Linked DNA regions of Homo sapiens: region 2 is linked to region 1. A link is a loop called in an ENCODE intact Hi-C map of the cell type or tissue named here. Cell type or tissue: OCI-LY7. All regions are shown on one strand. Links, peaks and the distances in the headings refer to the core of each region. The heading gives the core; the rest is flanking DNA.

Region 1 (8,246 bases), core at 1-8,000:
TCGCTTAATCTCATGCTTTAAGCCTTCGTATTCAACCTGAATCAGACAGGATAAAGAAGATTCATAAAACTAAAATGTGGATCTTACAAAACTGCCATTAAACACTCTAGTGGACCTAATCACTTAACAAAATACAACATGAGTCTAAAAAATAAATAATAAAAAGCACACAATATATCCTTAAAGTTATATAGGATAGTTTCTTTAGAAATTATATACCATATATAAAATATATAATTAGGTATTATAGTGATATAACATAAATGTTATATATAATTAGATCTAATAATATACATCTATATAACTCTCTATATAATTCAATTTTTAGCAGAGATGAAGAGTCTATTGTCTTAGGATTTCTTTCATAGGATCCAGTGGTCAAAAGGGGGCACTGTTTGCCCAATAAATAGGGAATATTTTTTGTAATAACTTATGAGAATATTTGCAATCTAAGAAAAGATTGTATCATCACCATTACTTTGTTTTATTTCCTTATTAATAATGAGGAAATTTTTATACCCAGAGATAAATTTGTTAACGATTATAATAACATAATCTCAGTAAAATGTTTGAGAGTAAGATGAAAATGCAAAGATCATTGTTATGTGCTTAAAGGATAGACAGAATCTGAAAGAACAGTTACATAAACTATCCAGTAACAAAAAATACCTACATTGCTTTTGTTTGTTTGTTTGTTGGTTGGTTTGTTTTGAGAGAGGGTCTCGCTCTGTTGCCCAGACTGGGGTGCAATGGTATGATCATGGCTCACTGCAGCCTCAACCTCCCGGGCTCAAGTGATCTTCCCATTTCAGCTCCTCAAGTATCACAGGCATGTGCCACCATACCTGGCTATTTTTTTTATTTTTTATTTTTATTTCTTGTAGAGACGGTCTCACTGTATTGCCCAGGCTGCTCTTGAACTCCTGGGCTCAAGCAATCCTCTGGCCTTGGCCTCCCAAAGTGCTAGGATTATATGTGTGAGCCACTGCACCTGGCCATATGTTGTTATTGAGGTAATATTCTTTTGAAATGCAATAAAAATAAACCTCCTCAAACAATCTCTTGGTCATGAAGGCCCACGGGTGACAGGGATGTCTCCTCTGAGCCGACATGCCTCCTTGGGATCCTTTCCATGGCACTTATCACATGCCACCTTTTAAGAAACATTTTATCTCCACAAGTACACTGTAATCTCCTTAGAGAAAGTAAGTACTTTTTTATCCACCTCATTGCTCCTCATAGTGCTTCAGTGTTCCTTCATGGTGTTTAAAACAGAATTCTGCTGTTCAATGTGCATTTGCTGAATAAAGAACTATGGAGAATGAAAAAATAAAGTAGAAAAAGTAAAATAAAGTCATCATGATATTAGATGCTAATACAAACTATGTGCTTAGTTTCATATTTATTTTAGCATATATATTAGTTTGAACTTGAATTTTAAAAAATATTTTAAAAACTGAAGAATAGGGAACATTGACCAGTATCATCATCATATATTTCTCTTTCTCCCCCAACTTCCCTTTATATAATCTCAATGCAATGGTTTGTCTCGCAAAGGTTAGGGTAGAGATTTAGTTGGGATGTAGCCTGGCTGATGTAACAGACACCTAAGCAAGAGTGACTTAGTCAAGATGGAACTTTTTCTATTTTTTTTTTTTTGAGACGGAGTCTCGCTCTGTCGCCCAGGCTGGAGTGCAGTGGCGTGATCTCGGCTCACTGCAAGCTCTACCTCCTGGTTGACGCCATTCTCCTGCCTCAGCCTCCTGAGTAGCTGGGACTACAAGTGCCCGTCACCACGCCTGGCTAATTTTTTTGTATTTTTAGTAGAGACAGGGTTTCACCATGTTAGCTAGGATGATTTCAATCTCCTGACCTTGTGATCCACCCACCTCAGCCTCCCAAAGTGCTGGGATTACAGGCGTGAGCCACCACGCCCAGCCAGAGGTTTTTCTCTTATGTAACAGTATGGAGGTAGACAGGAGGAGATTCCTCATGGAATCTCTGCTCCATGAGGTCATCCAGGAGCCAGGCTCTTCCTCTGTTGTTGTACAGCCTTCTAGTCTAGACCATACTATCTCAGGTGGCTTGCCATTTGATCATGTTCTAAGCGGTGGCACAAAATAAGGAGCACACTGTCTCCCTTTAAGGACATTAAAAGTTACCCACATCACTTGTTATATATCATTGGCTGGTACTAGTCTTATGCCATTTGGCTGCGAGGAGGAGTGAAGAATGTAGCCTTTACTCTGGGCAGCACTGGGCCCAGGAAAAAACTGAGAAATACACCGTCAGAAGGGAACAATGAAAGCTGATGGTAAACCAGCACTCACTGGTCACCGAAACACTGTGGTGCTCTAATAGGATGCAACTCATAAAGACATATGTATAGCAGATGTTTCTAACAATGCCAGTTGTATATGTGAATATGGATAGTGTTATTTCAGTGAAAGAATGTGCTCACCACACTATGGTGTGTGAAATGCATTATGAGGACTGGGCACGGTGGCTCAGGCCTGTAATCTCAGCACCTGTAATCTCAGGCCTGTAATCTCGGTGAATTGCTTGAGCACAGGAGTTTGAGACCAGCCTGGGCAACATAATGAAACCCTCTCTCTACAAAAAATAAGAAAATTAGCCAGGTGTGGTGGCGTGCACCTATAGTCCCAGCTATTCGGGAGGATGAGGTGGGAGGATCACTCGGGCCCAGGGAGGTCAAGGCTGCAGTGAGCCCTGATGGTGTCACTGCACTCCAATCTGGGTGGCAGAGTGAGGCCCTGTCTTGAGGGAAAAAAAAAAAAAAAGAAATACATTATGTACAAAAGATGCCTCTAAGGCAAAAAAAAAAAAAAAAATGGTCATTGGAATTTCAACATGTCCCTGATAGAATTACTCAAAAGAGTCAATATTGGAGACCATTATTTATAATATCCATTATTTAGAATGAAAACTAGAAAGTGCTAATTGTTCTACCATGAATATGCATTTGAATAAATATAACAAAAAATTAACAAATCTATCAATGGCATACTACCAATAACTGTCTTCTAATCAAGTAGGAGTTTCTGGGTTACATATCAACTACATTACTTAAGATTATGAGTACTTCATGGGAGAAAAATTGCACTTTGGGAAAAATGATAACTGGGCACTATAAATAGCATGTTACAAACATGATGGCATGGAAATGAAATATACTTTTCACAACTCCAAGGAGTTATTACCTGGCCTGGGACACCTAATAACTTGACAGGCCCTGGCTATCTACTACCTGCTCAAAGGCATGTGTCCCTGTAGTTTGCATTCTGTACTCTAGTGGGCTCCCCAGGCTGGTGTGTGCTCCCGTGTCCCTTCCACCAATTCAGACATCAAATGATTTAAAGCAGAGATCACAAGGGGTGCCCATAGACCATCGAGCCTATAGATGTGCTTTATTTGGCTTGTAACACGTTATAAAACTTTTGGAATTGATTGCCAATATTTAGAAAACTGATGATTTCACAAACATTTGAAAACTTCTGATTTCTTTTTTAAAAAAATCAAAAGTTCGGGCTGGGCTCAGTGGCTCACGCCTGTAATCCCAGCACTTTGGGAGGCTGAGGCGGGCGGATCACGAGGTCAGGAGATCAAGACCATCCTAGCTAACACAGTGAAACCCCGTCTCTACTAAAAATACAAAAAATTAGTGGGGCGTGGTGGCAGGTGCATGTAGTCCCAGCTACTCAGAAGGCTGAGGCAGGAGAATGGCGTGAACCCAGGAAGCAGAGGTTGCAGTGAGCCGAGATCGCGCCACTGCACTCCAGCCTGGGCGACAGAGCAAGACTCCGTCTAAAAATAAGTAAATAAAAATAAATAAATAATTCAGGCAACACTGGGCCCACCTTCACAGAGCACAAAAATCACCTGTAAGTGAGCACTGGCTGTTCCTTTTCCATCTACTTTTTCTTTTGTTTGTTTGTTTGTGACAGGGTCTTGCTCTGTTGCCCAGGCTAGAGTACAGTGGCTTGATCACAGCTCACTACAGCCTTGATCTCCCAGTCTCAATCAATCCTCCCACCTCAGCCTCCTGGGTAGCTGGGATTGCAGGCGCATACCTCCATGCTTGGCTTTTTTTTTCTTTTTGTAGAGACAAGGTTTTGTACCATGTTGCCCAGGCTGGTCTCAAACTCCTGGACCGAAGCAATCCTTCCACCTCAGCCTCCCGAAGTGCTGGGATTACAGGCGTGAGCCACTGCACTCGGCCTCTACTTTTTGTTTACATCTTGTACTTAATGCTATTTATAAGCTGCTTGTGGTCATTTGAGTTCACTGCTCCTGCCCTGTGACTGACTCTCTCCAACCTTTTCCACCGAGCAAACAACCTTTCCCACACTAAAGCATCCAGTCACCTTTCCTTTATACTTGCTGACTGACTGCATTTCAACTAGGTTGTTACTTCAAGCAAAAACATGCATTTTTTACTTTATCTCTGGTAGTGAAATGAAAGGTTCATTCTCTGATTATAGGAATCTCAATTTGTTAGCCAGGAAGCAGGGGGAAACTGAGGATGAAGTGTGGAGGAAGAGAGGAATCCAGAAACGCATGCTCAACATGATTTACTGCTTTGCAGGTGACTTGGGATGAAGGAGTATGGAAATCAGAAGGGCCTTTACCTCCTTATGAAAGGAGAAGCAAGGATTGCCCTCAGTGTGGTTATAAGAAAGGCAACTTGGAAATTGCTTCAGACAGCAGTGTGTTTCCTTGTGTCATGGTTTCTTTCAGGCCTGCTTAAATACTGTAAAGTTGGGCCGGGCGCAGTGACTCGCGCCTGTAATCCCAGCACTTTGGGAGGCTGGGGTGGGTGGATCATGAGGTCAGGAGATCAAGACCATACTGGCTAACACAGTGAAACCCTGTCTCTACTAAAAATACAAAAAAAAAAAATTTAGCTGGGCATGGTGGTGGGTGCCTGTAGTCCCAGCTACTCAGGAGGCTGAGGCAGGAGAATGGCGTGAACCCGGGAGGCAGAGCTTGCAGTGAGCCAGGATTGCTTCCACTGCACTCCAGCCTGGGCAAAAGAGCTGGACTCTGTCTCCAAAAAAAAAAAAAAAAAAAAAAAAAAAAATACTGTAAAGTCATCTTCCTCTCAACCCTTTCCTTTTCTTTCCCTGGACAACATAGGACACCTCTTGCCAACCTTTCCTAGTATTTCAACCAACCCTCTGACTGCCCCAGATTATGTGATAAGCTTATATTTGCAGACATTACTTTAGTTTGCATTGTAGACCTGTTTTGCTGCAATCTTTGTTAAACTGATGGCCTAGACCAGAGGTTGTCCAATAATAGTATGTCCTGGCTGGGCACGGTGGCTCATGCCTGTAATCCCAGCACTTTGGGAGGCCGAGGCAGGAGGATCATGAGGTCAGGAGATCGAGATCATCCTGACTAACACGGTGAAACACCGTCTCTACTAAAAAATACAAGAAAATTAGCCAGGCATGGTGGCGGGTGCCTGTAGTCCCAGCTACTTGGGAGGCTGAGGCAGGAGAATGGCGTGAACCCGGGAGGCAGAGCTTGCAGTGAGCTGAGATCGCACCATTGCACTCCAGCCTGGGCGACAGAGCGAGCCTCTGTCTCAAAAAAAAAAAAATAGTATGTCCTCCGGAGCAAATCCAGCCCACCACCTATTTTCGTGTAGACAGTTCTATTGGAACACACTCCCATGTATTTGTTTACATGTTGTCTATGGCTGCTTCTACCAGAGCAGAGCTGGGTAGTCGCAAGAGAGATCATGTGACCTATGAAACCTAAGATACTTACTATCTGGCCCTTCACAGAAAAAGTTTGCTAACTCTGGTCTTGACTTGAAGACATTAATTTAGTTTGCACTGCAGAGTTTAAAATTCAGTAGTATTTATTCAATTGATGGCCTAGACTTCCTGTAAGACCCGATCTCTTGCTATGTCACCCAGGCAGGAGTCCAGTGGCACAATCATGGCTCATTGGAGCCTCAACCTCCTGGACTCAAGTCATCCTCTCGCCTCATTTTTTAAATTGTTTTTTTGTAGAGACGAGGTCTCACTATGTTGCCCAAGCTGGTTTCAAACTCAAGTGATCCTCGTGACTTGGCCTCCTAAAGTGTTGGGATTACAGGTGTGAGCCACCGTGCCTGGCCCTGATCTCTTTCTGTCTGGGCAGCTTCACTCACACCACTCACTCAAATGTGGTACAAGCTCCTACTATTCACCCAGCTGTTTCATGTTTCTCCGCCTGGGAAAAGGCTGTCATCTGGAAAACTCTTATTCCTCTTTTAACACCTAAGTTAAGAATCTCATCCTAACTGAAGTCTTTGGTGCCCACTGAGGCAAACTCATCACTCCTTTCTGTGCCGTTGTTGTAAGGCTGCACCATGTGATTAGAGCCCCAGCAAAGCAGAGGAAGCAAGAAACGGAACAAGAAGGTGCTTAAAAACTGGTGTTTGATATTTTAAAGACAACATCAAAGCAGTCACCATAGGAAAAATAAGTGCTTTATTAGGATTCCTTATGGCAACTTCATAGTTTAATAACTTTATTTTTAACTACATGACGGTCAAGGTTAGATATCATAATCCTTTCAGAGCTTAGGAACTCTAAAGATCTTAATCTATCCCTGTGTTGCCAAACCTAACATGTGGCTTTAATATTCATTTACACAAATTGCTAGGAGTCCCTATTGGGACTACAAGCTCTTTGAGCCAGTGACTGTATCTTTTGTCTCTAAAAAGTACATGATCTCATAGAGAGATACCCCTGAAATACCGGTTAAATGAAATAAAACAACTGAATACATTTCCTAGGTCTTTTATGATATTACCTTATGATATTCTTTTTTTTTTTTTTTTTTTGAGATGGAGTTTCACTCTTGTTGCCCAGGCTGGAGTGCAATGGCATGATCTCGGCTCACTGCAATCTCTGCCTCCCAGGTTCAAGCGATTCTCCTGCCTCAGCCTCCCTAGTAGCTGGGATTACAGGCATGTGCCACCACGCCCGGCTAATTTTGTATTTTTAGTAGAGACGGGGTTTCTCTATGTTGGTCAGGCTGGTCTCGAACTCCAGACCTCAGGTGATCTGCCCGCCTCGGCCTCCCCAAGTGCTGGGATTACAGGCATGAGCCACCATGCCCAGCCTCTTTTTTTTTTTTTTTTTGAGGTGGATCGGAGTCTCACTGTGTCACCCAGGCTGCAGTGCAGTGGCGTGATCTCGGCTCACTGCAACCTCCGCCTCCTGGGTTCAAGCGATTCTCCTGCCTCAGCCTCCTGAGTAGCTAGGACTACAGGCACCTGTCACCACGCCCGGCTAATTTCTTTTTTATATTTTTAGTAGAGACAGGGTTTCACTATGTTGGCCAGACTGATCTCGAACTCCTGACCTCGCGATCCGCCCACCTCGGCCTCCCAAAGTGCTGGGATTCCAGGCATCAGCCATTGCACCCAGGGTGATATTCTTATATATTATTACCTGACATTGGAGGAAATGTTTCATATTAGAAGTGTGACTGAATTGTTGCTTTTTTTTTTCCCATTTTTTTTTTTTGAGACAGGGTCTCACTCTATCGCTCAGGCTGGAGTACAGAGGTGTGATCACAGCTCACTGCAGCCTCAGCCTCCCAGGCTCAAGTAATCCTTCCATCTCAGCCTCCCAAGTAGCTGGAACCACAGGTGTGCATCATCACACTTGGTTAATTTTTTTTGTTGTTGGTAGAGATGAGGTCTCCCTATGTTGCCCAGGCTGGTCTCAAACTTTTGGACTCAAGTGATCCTCCTCAGCCTCCCAAAGTGCTGAGATTACAGGCATGAGCCACCGTGCCTGGCCAGTTTTCTTATTCTTTCAACAAGTATTTATTTAATATCTACTGTGGATCAGGCTCTATCGTAGGTGCTATATGTTAATGGAAGGAAATGGAATGTAAATAGACTCTTTATAGAAAGTAAGAGGTGTTTTTTAAACAATAATTACACTGTACTTAGAAAATAATAAATAACTAAAAGAAAAATAATACTTCAGAAGGGAAAATTCTTTGAACTAAGCATTTTAAAATGGTAGTAGCTTTGCTGTTTAGAGAAACATCAAACCAGGCTGAAGGACTATACAACGTATTGGGAACTTCAGTACAAAGTAACACAGTCCAATTTTGTGACCGAATGCTACTCATTGTCATCTCTTTAAAAAACTCTGTGGCATTTGTACATACAATATTGTACTTAACACTTCATTAATTAGGGCCGGGCA
Region 2 (8,412 bases), core at 130-8,129, 87 kb after region 1:
CAAGCTGTTTTAGATCAAAAATACCTAAATGTGGATATAACAAGTTATTCTCTTACTGCAAATCTACTATGTAAAATGCATAAAAATTGAAGAATCACAACCAATTGATTTATTCAGGAGATCATGGTGCTTATAGCAATGTCCCAATTGTGAGCCTTCCTCAGCTTTGGGCAGGCCAAAAAATCTAAATTAGTGGTTCTTAATATGTGGTTTCCAGAGCAGCAGCCCCCACATCACCTGGGAACTTGTTAGAAATGCAAATTATTGGGTCCTACCTCGATCTACTGAATCAGAATCTCTGCGAGGGGGCCCCGTGTTCATGGTCTGATGAGTTCTCCAGGTGATTCAGATGCTCCTTCAAGTTTGAGAACTGATCTGAATGAAAGGCCCCTCAAATTTTTTTTCTTTTGCTGCCTCCATTCATTCCTAACTTGTAACTTCATGCTTAATTAATTAACTTCTGCCATGCATCATAAATCTACTCATTGGAACTGCCTTCAAGCGTGGCTGTGTAAGTGAGGATGCTCCATTAATCATCACCACGTTGACTCACACAGAAAAGCATCTGTGGATTCCCTGCCCCATCCTCAACCTTGGCTGTTCTTGGCTCAGCTGCAGCTGCTACACACAATGGGGATTGCAGCTTTCAGAGGATCCATCCAACTGGCCATCAAGAATACTCGACTCATTGGTCACATTCTTCTCCATAAACCACCTGCATGCGTGTGCACACGGTCCTCACGTTGCCCATGCCACATCCTCTCTGCCAACTTGCACATGACCCTGCTGCTCACGGCTGCTGAGGTTGCTCCCTGCAAATGTTTGGTGACTTCCTTAATCCAGAATGGTGGGCTTTGGCTCCACATGACCCTCTGTCCACTTCTGCAATGGATGCTGGATTGTGCCACTGCACTCCAGATTGGGCAATAGAGTGACACCCTGTCTCAGAAAGAAGGAACCAGAGAGTAGCTCTGTTTTTAACAGTTGTTCACGTTGGAGGGAAATGAGGAGGTCCTGGTATCCTGAAAACTGTCTCATCTTCTTCTTAGTACTCAACACTAACTTCCACTTCATTAGATCCTTTCTCTGTCTTCACAAGTCATATTGCTATATTTGGGCATATCCAAAGATAACGAGATAAGTAAACCTTATCTCATAAGTGACCTTGCTGTCAGTATTCATTTAGTTCATTGTAATATGGACATGTGTAAACGTAAATTATCTAGAAAATTCCAATAAATTCTGGACAACTTATATCTTATAATAGTGAAGCCCTATTTGTAATATGTCACTTATTTCAAATGTGGATTGCTTGTCTTATACTTTACAATATTGAAGAATATTTTCATCCTACATATTTCTATCACTAAAATGCTCAACTAGTGAGCCCACTTGGTTGTGGACCTGTCAATGATCACTGCATTGGTGTAGGAGTTAGAGGACGTCTGCGTCTCTTCTATAGCTTTCATATCAAAATACGGAGTGAATGATTGAATATAGCTTCCAAAAATGTTCTTACAGGGGTTTGATGGATGAAGCTACTTTTGGCTATCTCTGTTTCCAACATCACCCCTCCACTAAAGGATGACTCTGCCAGTTTGAAAATGATATGGCAGGTGATGCTGCCTTGGAAAAGCTAACAAGGAATACTGAGTTTGGTGGATGCTCAACACTCACAGAGCAAGAGAGACTCCCTGACCTAATTCATACCAGCCATAATTTGCTGCCTTCTCTATAACCAGAAAAATCCTTTGGGGATCTGCATCACCAGACTCAAAGACTTCTCAGGACACTCGCCTAGGCTGTCATTCCCTATGAGCAGTGTCCTGAGCCAACACCACTGTCAGCTGGAAATCAGGCAGATACAGAGCATTACAGCCAACCGTTCTTCTCCACATTGTATTAAACCAGCTAATGCAGGGAGGAAGTGCTAAGGTCACTGTATTTTTAAAATACCTTTGCAGAAATAGTAAGGCCAATTCCGAAGTCCGCAATACATACAAAACTTAATTTTCAAGAAACAATAAAAGAGAGAAAAGCTCATCTCAGAACAAGCTAGCTATCATTTCACTAAAAAAGAAAAGTTGCTAGCTCAGTATTAGTAGTTTCGTGCTTAATACAGCTCCTCTGATTAAAACAAAAGTGTTATTCCTCTCTGCTATGGAGAGAACTTTCTTATTTCTCCCTCTCACAAATCTCTCATAGGGAATTTGTTTATTTACCTCCTTCAGATCCTGCACGACTGCGGTGAGCCTCTCGTTTTCTGCCTGTACATTAGTGACCACAGCCCGGCTCTGTTTCAGCTCGTTCTGCATCTCCAAGATCTTCCCCAGATAGTAAGCCTCCTTCGATGCTGACTCCTGCAGAAGCGTTTCCTCCCGAGTCTCTCCATCTTCAGCAACCTTCCGGTGGATGGAGAAGGACTGCCCAAATGCCTGCAGAGTATATGGGAAGAAAAAGAGTACACAATGAAATGCATCATAACCCTCTTTTAAGACTTGGGAAAATGTTTTCTTCTGCTTATATGTGTAAGAAAAGCTACCCTGCAAGACCCCCGAAATATAACAGTCTAGCAGCTCTCACTGATGCTTGAAATAATTCAATTCGCTTAATAAGGAAAAATAAAATTTTAAAATATCTTGTGAAAAAAAGATGTAATGCATTAAAGAAAACTTGAAAAACATTGTTACTTGCTTTATGTTCTCCTTTTTTTTTTTTTTTTTTTTTTGAGACGGAGTCTCGCTCTGTCGCCCAGGCTGGAGGGCAGTGGTGCAATCTCGGATCACTGCAAGCTCCGCCTCCCGGGTTCACGCCATTCTCCTGCCTCAGCCTCCCGAGTAGCTGGGACTACAGGTGCCCACCAACACGCCCGGCTAATTTTTTTTTTTGTATTTTTAGTAGAGACGGGGTTTCACCTTGTTAGCCAGGATGGTTTCGATCCCCTGACCTTGTGATCCGCCCGTCTCAGCCTCCCAAAGTTCTGGGATTACAGGCATAAGCCACCGCGCCTGGCATATGTTCTCATTTTTTTAGACAACTCTTATCAAGAAATAGTTCAGTGTTAATAAGCCCATCAAAATTCATGTCACCTTCATTTTTTAAAAAATCTCACAAATATTTTACAAAAAAGAAAACAATCATTTAGTGTGCTTTCTAATACATTGGCATTAAGGACAGATCAATTATAAACAGTATCCTTAAGAGTTAAAATTACCAAACAGCATTTAAATTGCCCAGTACCACACAAAAAAAGACACTGAATATCATCTCTGTATAAGAAAACATATATGTGCCTGTTTATTTGTGCAAAAAGAAATACAGAAGAAAAAAGTAGAAACTAAACTGGTCACTTACGGGGTAGATGGGAAGAATGGGAGACTGAAACGTGACAGAAGGGATGAGGTGGAATGACACTTTTCTGAAATGCCTTTTCACATGGTTCTTTTTTCTTTTTGAGATGGAGTCTAGCTTGCCACCCAGGATAGAATGCAGTGGTATGATCTCGGCTCACTGCAACCTCTGCCTCCTGGGTTCAAGCAATTCTCCTACTTCAGCCTCCCATGTAGCTGGGATTACAGACGCCCATCACCATGCCCAGCTAATTTTTGTCCTTTTAGTAGAGAAGGGGTTTCACCTTGTTGGCCAGGCTGGTCTCAAACTCCTGACCTCAAGTGATTCAACCACCTTGGCCTCCCAGAGTGCTGGGATTACAGGCATGAGCCACCACGACCGGCCCCTTTTCACAGAGTTCTGACTCTGAGAACAATAATCATGTTTCACATCCCCCTAATAAAGAATAATTAAAACCAACCTCTCGGTGTTGGGGGAACCCAAAATGGAACACGAACAGTAACAAAAGAACCTAGCTGTATTACAAGTAAAAAACAACAGCCACCATGAAAGAGGTAAGAAAGAAAATATCTAACCTAATTTTGGAAACCAGTACTTTTATTATATACCTTAAGACTAAAGACAAAAAGGACTGCACCTGGATGCTATATAGTCTTGTTGGTAAACTTGTTTCTCATAGAGATTATGGAAATCACAGTTCTGAAACTTCTTTACATATATACTAGGGTTGAGCAAATAAGTAAATATATTGTAGATAATGAATGCCAGGTTTCTAACTGTTGGAGAAAAAGCCACGAGTAAGGAAAGAGATATCTAAAAGGAAACTAGTGGTATTGAATTGTAAGTGGAAGTATTAATAAGTAGATAAACTTATTGTTTTTAATAGGTAGATAGTCATAGGCATATAGATATGGAGAGAGAGGGAGAGAGAAACATGTGTCTGGATATACAGACACATTATTTCCTAGCACTGTAAGCTGAGAGGGCCTAGAAGCAATGATATACCAGTAGCAATGAGCATATCCAGCACCCAGATTTTGTTTCTAAATACCAGTCTACAGTAAAAAGAACTAGGGTCTTTGGAGAAGTTACTGATTCTAGGGCTGGAGCAAAATAAGCCAGACACATCTTGTGATGCCAGAGTTACAACATGCATTTAAAAGATAATGAGGATATGTCAAAAGGAGACAGGAGCCTGTCTGAAGGGGCTTCCAATGGCCAAATCTGAGATATTTTGAGAAAAAAATTATAGTAACTAATTATATATCCACATTAACATAATAAATCAATAAATAGCAGAAGAAAGAACAGCTCTTCCTTACAGTAGAATTACAATAATATAGAAGGAATGATGGAAATAAAATATATCAGCATTTAGCAAACACTAATAACTGTTACAGGTAAGAATCATCAATAGTATCTAAAATTAATGGGCAAAAGTATGATGAGAAACAGGATGTTTGCAGAGTCTTAAAGCATCTCCCCACAAAGTACTTATTAATTCTAATGGGAAGAACAGTAACTTTGCAGTGGAGAAACCTGGTAGACACCACATTATCTAAGTGACCAAAACTTAGATCAACAGCAATGAGACATACTGACATCATGTACCCTCTCATATAATACACTGGGGGCCGGGTGCGGTGGCTCACATCTGTAATCCCAGCTTTTTGGGAGACAGAGGTGGGAGACAGATCATCTGAGGTCAGGAGTTCAAGACCAGCCTGGCCAACATGGCAAAACCCTGTCTGTACTAAAAATACAAAAATTAGCCAGGCGTGGTGGTGTGTGCCTGTGGTCCCAGCTACACGGGAGGCTGAGGCAGGAGAATCACTTGAACCCGAGAGACGGAGGTTGCAGTGAGCTGAGATTGTGCCACTGCACTCCAGGCAGGGCAACAGATGGAGACCCCTTCTCCAAAACAAAAACAAAAACAACAACAACAAAAAACATTGGGAAGGGCACAACATCACTTCAGTGGTATTGTTGTCAAAAATGCATAAGCTAATTCTTATCCTAAGAAAACATCAGACAAACCCAAACTGGGGACATTGTACAAAATCACTGGTCGGGACTCTTCAAAAGTATTAAGTCGTGAAAATTATAGAAAGACTCCTCCGGACTAGATGAGACTAACAAGACGTGACAAGTAAGTGTTGTATGGGATTCTAGATTGGATCCTGGACTTTAAAAAGGACACTAGTAGGACAATCGGCAAACTGAAATAAGTTATTTAGGTTAGTTAGTGATGCTATTGTATCAACGTCAATTTCTGTTTCCTTCACTGTACTATGATTATGTAAGATGGTAACATCTGGGGAAGCTGTATCAAGGGTACATGAAAATCAGTGTAGTATTTTGGGGCAACTTTTTTCTAAGTCTGAAGTTATCAGAAAGTTTTGTTATTTCAAACAAAAAGTTAAAAAATAAATAAATGTAGTCTCTGCCTTAAAAGAGTTGATAGATTTGGTGAAACACTGGCACACAGAGTTATATAAGAACATAAGGACATGAACACCAAGGAGATACTATATTCAATGAGAAGTACGGTGGCTTTCTGGCATAACTTGTGATTTTATTACATTTTGAAATTTAAAATGTCACGGTAGGCTGGACACGGTGGCTCACGCCTGTAATCCCAGCACTTTGGGAGGCTGAGGTGGTGGATCACTTGAGGTCAGGCGTTCGAAACCAGTCTGGCCAACGTGGCAAAACCCCGTCTCTGTTAAAATACAAAGATTAGCTGGGCGTGCTTGTGCATGCCTGTAATCCCAGCTACTTGGGTGGCTGAGGCAGGAGAATCACTTGAATCTGGGAGATGGAGGTTGCAGTGAGCCGAGATCATGCCACTGCACTCCAGCCTGGGCAACAAAGCAAGACTCTGTCTCAAAAATAAAATAAAATAAAATGTCACAGCATATTGCTTCTGGGCTACGCTATCATCTATGAAAAGATTAGGCTGGAATTAACCTGTGAAACTTAGTTTCACATTTGTTATAAACCTTAAGGCAGAAAAGATTATGTGTTAATCATTGTAAGAAACAACTTATAAAAAACAAGCTGGTACTCCTCCCTAAATTACACTCACAGAAACAGAAATTAAAACAAAAACAAAAACAAAAAAACACTGAAAACCCATGTCTTAGTTAAACTGCCTTAGAATCTTGACACGGATCAAAATCAAAAGATGGTCCCTAAGCATCAGTGAGACAGAAATATTCCAGTATCGATGTCCATCTGTACATACAGAGTAAAATATTCCTGGTGCCTGGCTTGTTCAGTCTCTCGACAGAAATTCTTATTTGAGTAGTCAGATTTCCAGATGTGGTGATAAGCACAGGTACTCATGAATAGATGAGAAATTATCTTTGCAGATGATGTTGACTTTGCTCTTGCATCAGTAATGATCAGATTCTGTGAGGTCAATTCTGAATTCAGTATCCATTAAAAGGCCTCTGGAGGGGAAGGTTCTGACAGCCTCTCTCCCTCTCCCCACAGTGGCCTGCTGAGTCTTCAACAGATCATCATCCTGCAAAGGATCCCTCACTATATAGTCAAGTATTAGTACAATTTAAAATTAGCATGAACTGTGTGTCAAGAACCCCAGCTGGCTTTTTTTTTTTTTTCACAACTGTTTCCCCATTTCTATGTACAGGAAACTGGAAATGTCTGTCACAGGGCCATTTTCTTCACTCTGCCTGAGTAAAAGCAATAATTTGGCCATTCTGTGGCTCTCGTATTTTTCGCAGCACACAGGCAATGCTCTCTTGGCAGCTAAAACAACCCCTAAAGTCTTAAGAGCAAGTGAATTTATTGTTCCACCCTTGATTTAAAGTTTTCAAAAATTGTACTCTGGATCTAGCACCAAAGGAGATAAACATTTCAGATGTAGACCCAGAATAGATTTTCAAAAAAGAATCAAGAATTGAAATTGCAAATATCCAAATGTTGATAAATCCTCCATTCATATTTATTCCAGTTTCAGAAACCTTAACTGAACATATGGGTTTCCAAAATTAGCCATGATATTTATGAAGAACTTGGCCCTTCACTGGACCTGATTTGAAAAACAATGAAAGTATATGAGGTTATCCAAGGACACTAACCATCATGTTTTTTACTTGAAATAGCAAAATAACACCAATCCTGCCCAAGCTAGAGGTGCCTCATGATCTGCATTTGCAAATCCACTGAGAACTAAGAACTAACACTACTCAGAAAATGGCTGCTTTTAAGAAAGGGAGGGTGAAGGAGAAAACACTCCTATTTTAATCTAATTCCTAATTGTCAGCAACTAGAATTGGGCATGACACCCAACTGACATCTATCATCTGGCTGCTTGTTAAAGCTGATTTACCCGACTCGTCTGGCTCCACCAGGTACCTCCTTTCACCATCACCTCCTGAGTATCTCCTGACAAAGCCAGGCCCAATAGAAAGGAAACAATGTTTTTCAAGGTTACTGAAGCTGCATCTTTGGCTGAAATCACAAAACTAGCTTCAATCTGTATTTATAGGAGATATAGGGTAGTCGTGCTTCTAGTTATATTTTGTTCAGATTGCAAATTCTTTTTAGGTACTGCAATCATTTCATGGGTAATTTTTGTTTAAAATAAGTTGAAGTAAACTGACATTTTTCTATATACTTTTAGAATGTATTATGATTTCCTATCATGTCTGTAGCTATAATTGCACAATATTACTTTTAGTATATTCCATTGCATGGAGCAAATTTGCTTTAAATTAGATGTGACTGTAAGTCCAGTTAGCTATGTAATAAGTACTTTGTTTTCTCCTTCTACTTACATGACTTCTTAATGCAAAGAAAATTGATATTTTCTGTGTTCATATTCAGGATGATACGTTAATTGATAAACAGAAATTTCGTACCCATTATTCTTCATAATATAAAAGATAAAAGAAATAAAATTTTGACTAGTATATTTAATATCATTTTATCTTTAAAATGTTCTCTTTGATCACAGAATTTTCGTTCTTTCATCTCAAAAACTGTGGCAGAACGTGTACTAGGTCACCCAGGGACATTAGACAAAATACTTTT

Evidence for each region. Peaks named below come from ENCODE experiments on the same cell type or tissue, not always from the same donor. Only the 100,000 strongest peaks of a DNase experiment are listed, where the experiment ranks them.
Region 2: it touches region 1 in a loop (2.5-fold over the local background); 1 of 110 quality-filtered maps calls a loop at or near these places.

What each region holds. Positions count from the first base shown.
Region 1 is chr12:32,297,487-32,305,732 of GRCh38, reverse strand. BICD1 (BICD cargo adaptor 1) reads right to left here. Exons shown (of 10, transcript NM_001714.4): 4 at 1-36. Among named protein-coding and RNA genes, the nearest start is that of FGD4, 98 kb to the left of the region's middle. RefSeq lists a silencer at 6,995-7,166. In OCI-LY7, for the core only: CTCF peaks have their summits at 210, 412 (motif pointing right), 3,127 and 3,328; DNase peaks (open chromatin) are centred at 412, 3,332, 4,112 and 6,392; H3K4me3 peaks cover 1,423 bases; H3K27ac peaks cover 7,010 bases.
Region 2 is chr12:32,210,270-32,218,681 of GRCh38, reverse strand. BICD1 (BICD cargo adaptor 1) reads right to left here. Exons shown (of 10, transcript NM_001714.4): 2 at 2,223-2,435. Among named protein-coding and RNA genes, the nearest start is that of BICD1-AS1, 110 kb to the right of the region's middle. In OCI-LY7, for the core only: no CTCF peak of the experiment used is centred there; a DNase peak (open chromatin) is centred at 3,811; H3K4me3 peaks cover 963 bases; H3K27ac peaks cover 4,662 bases.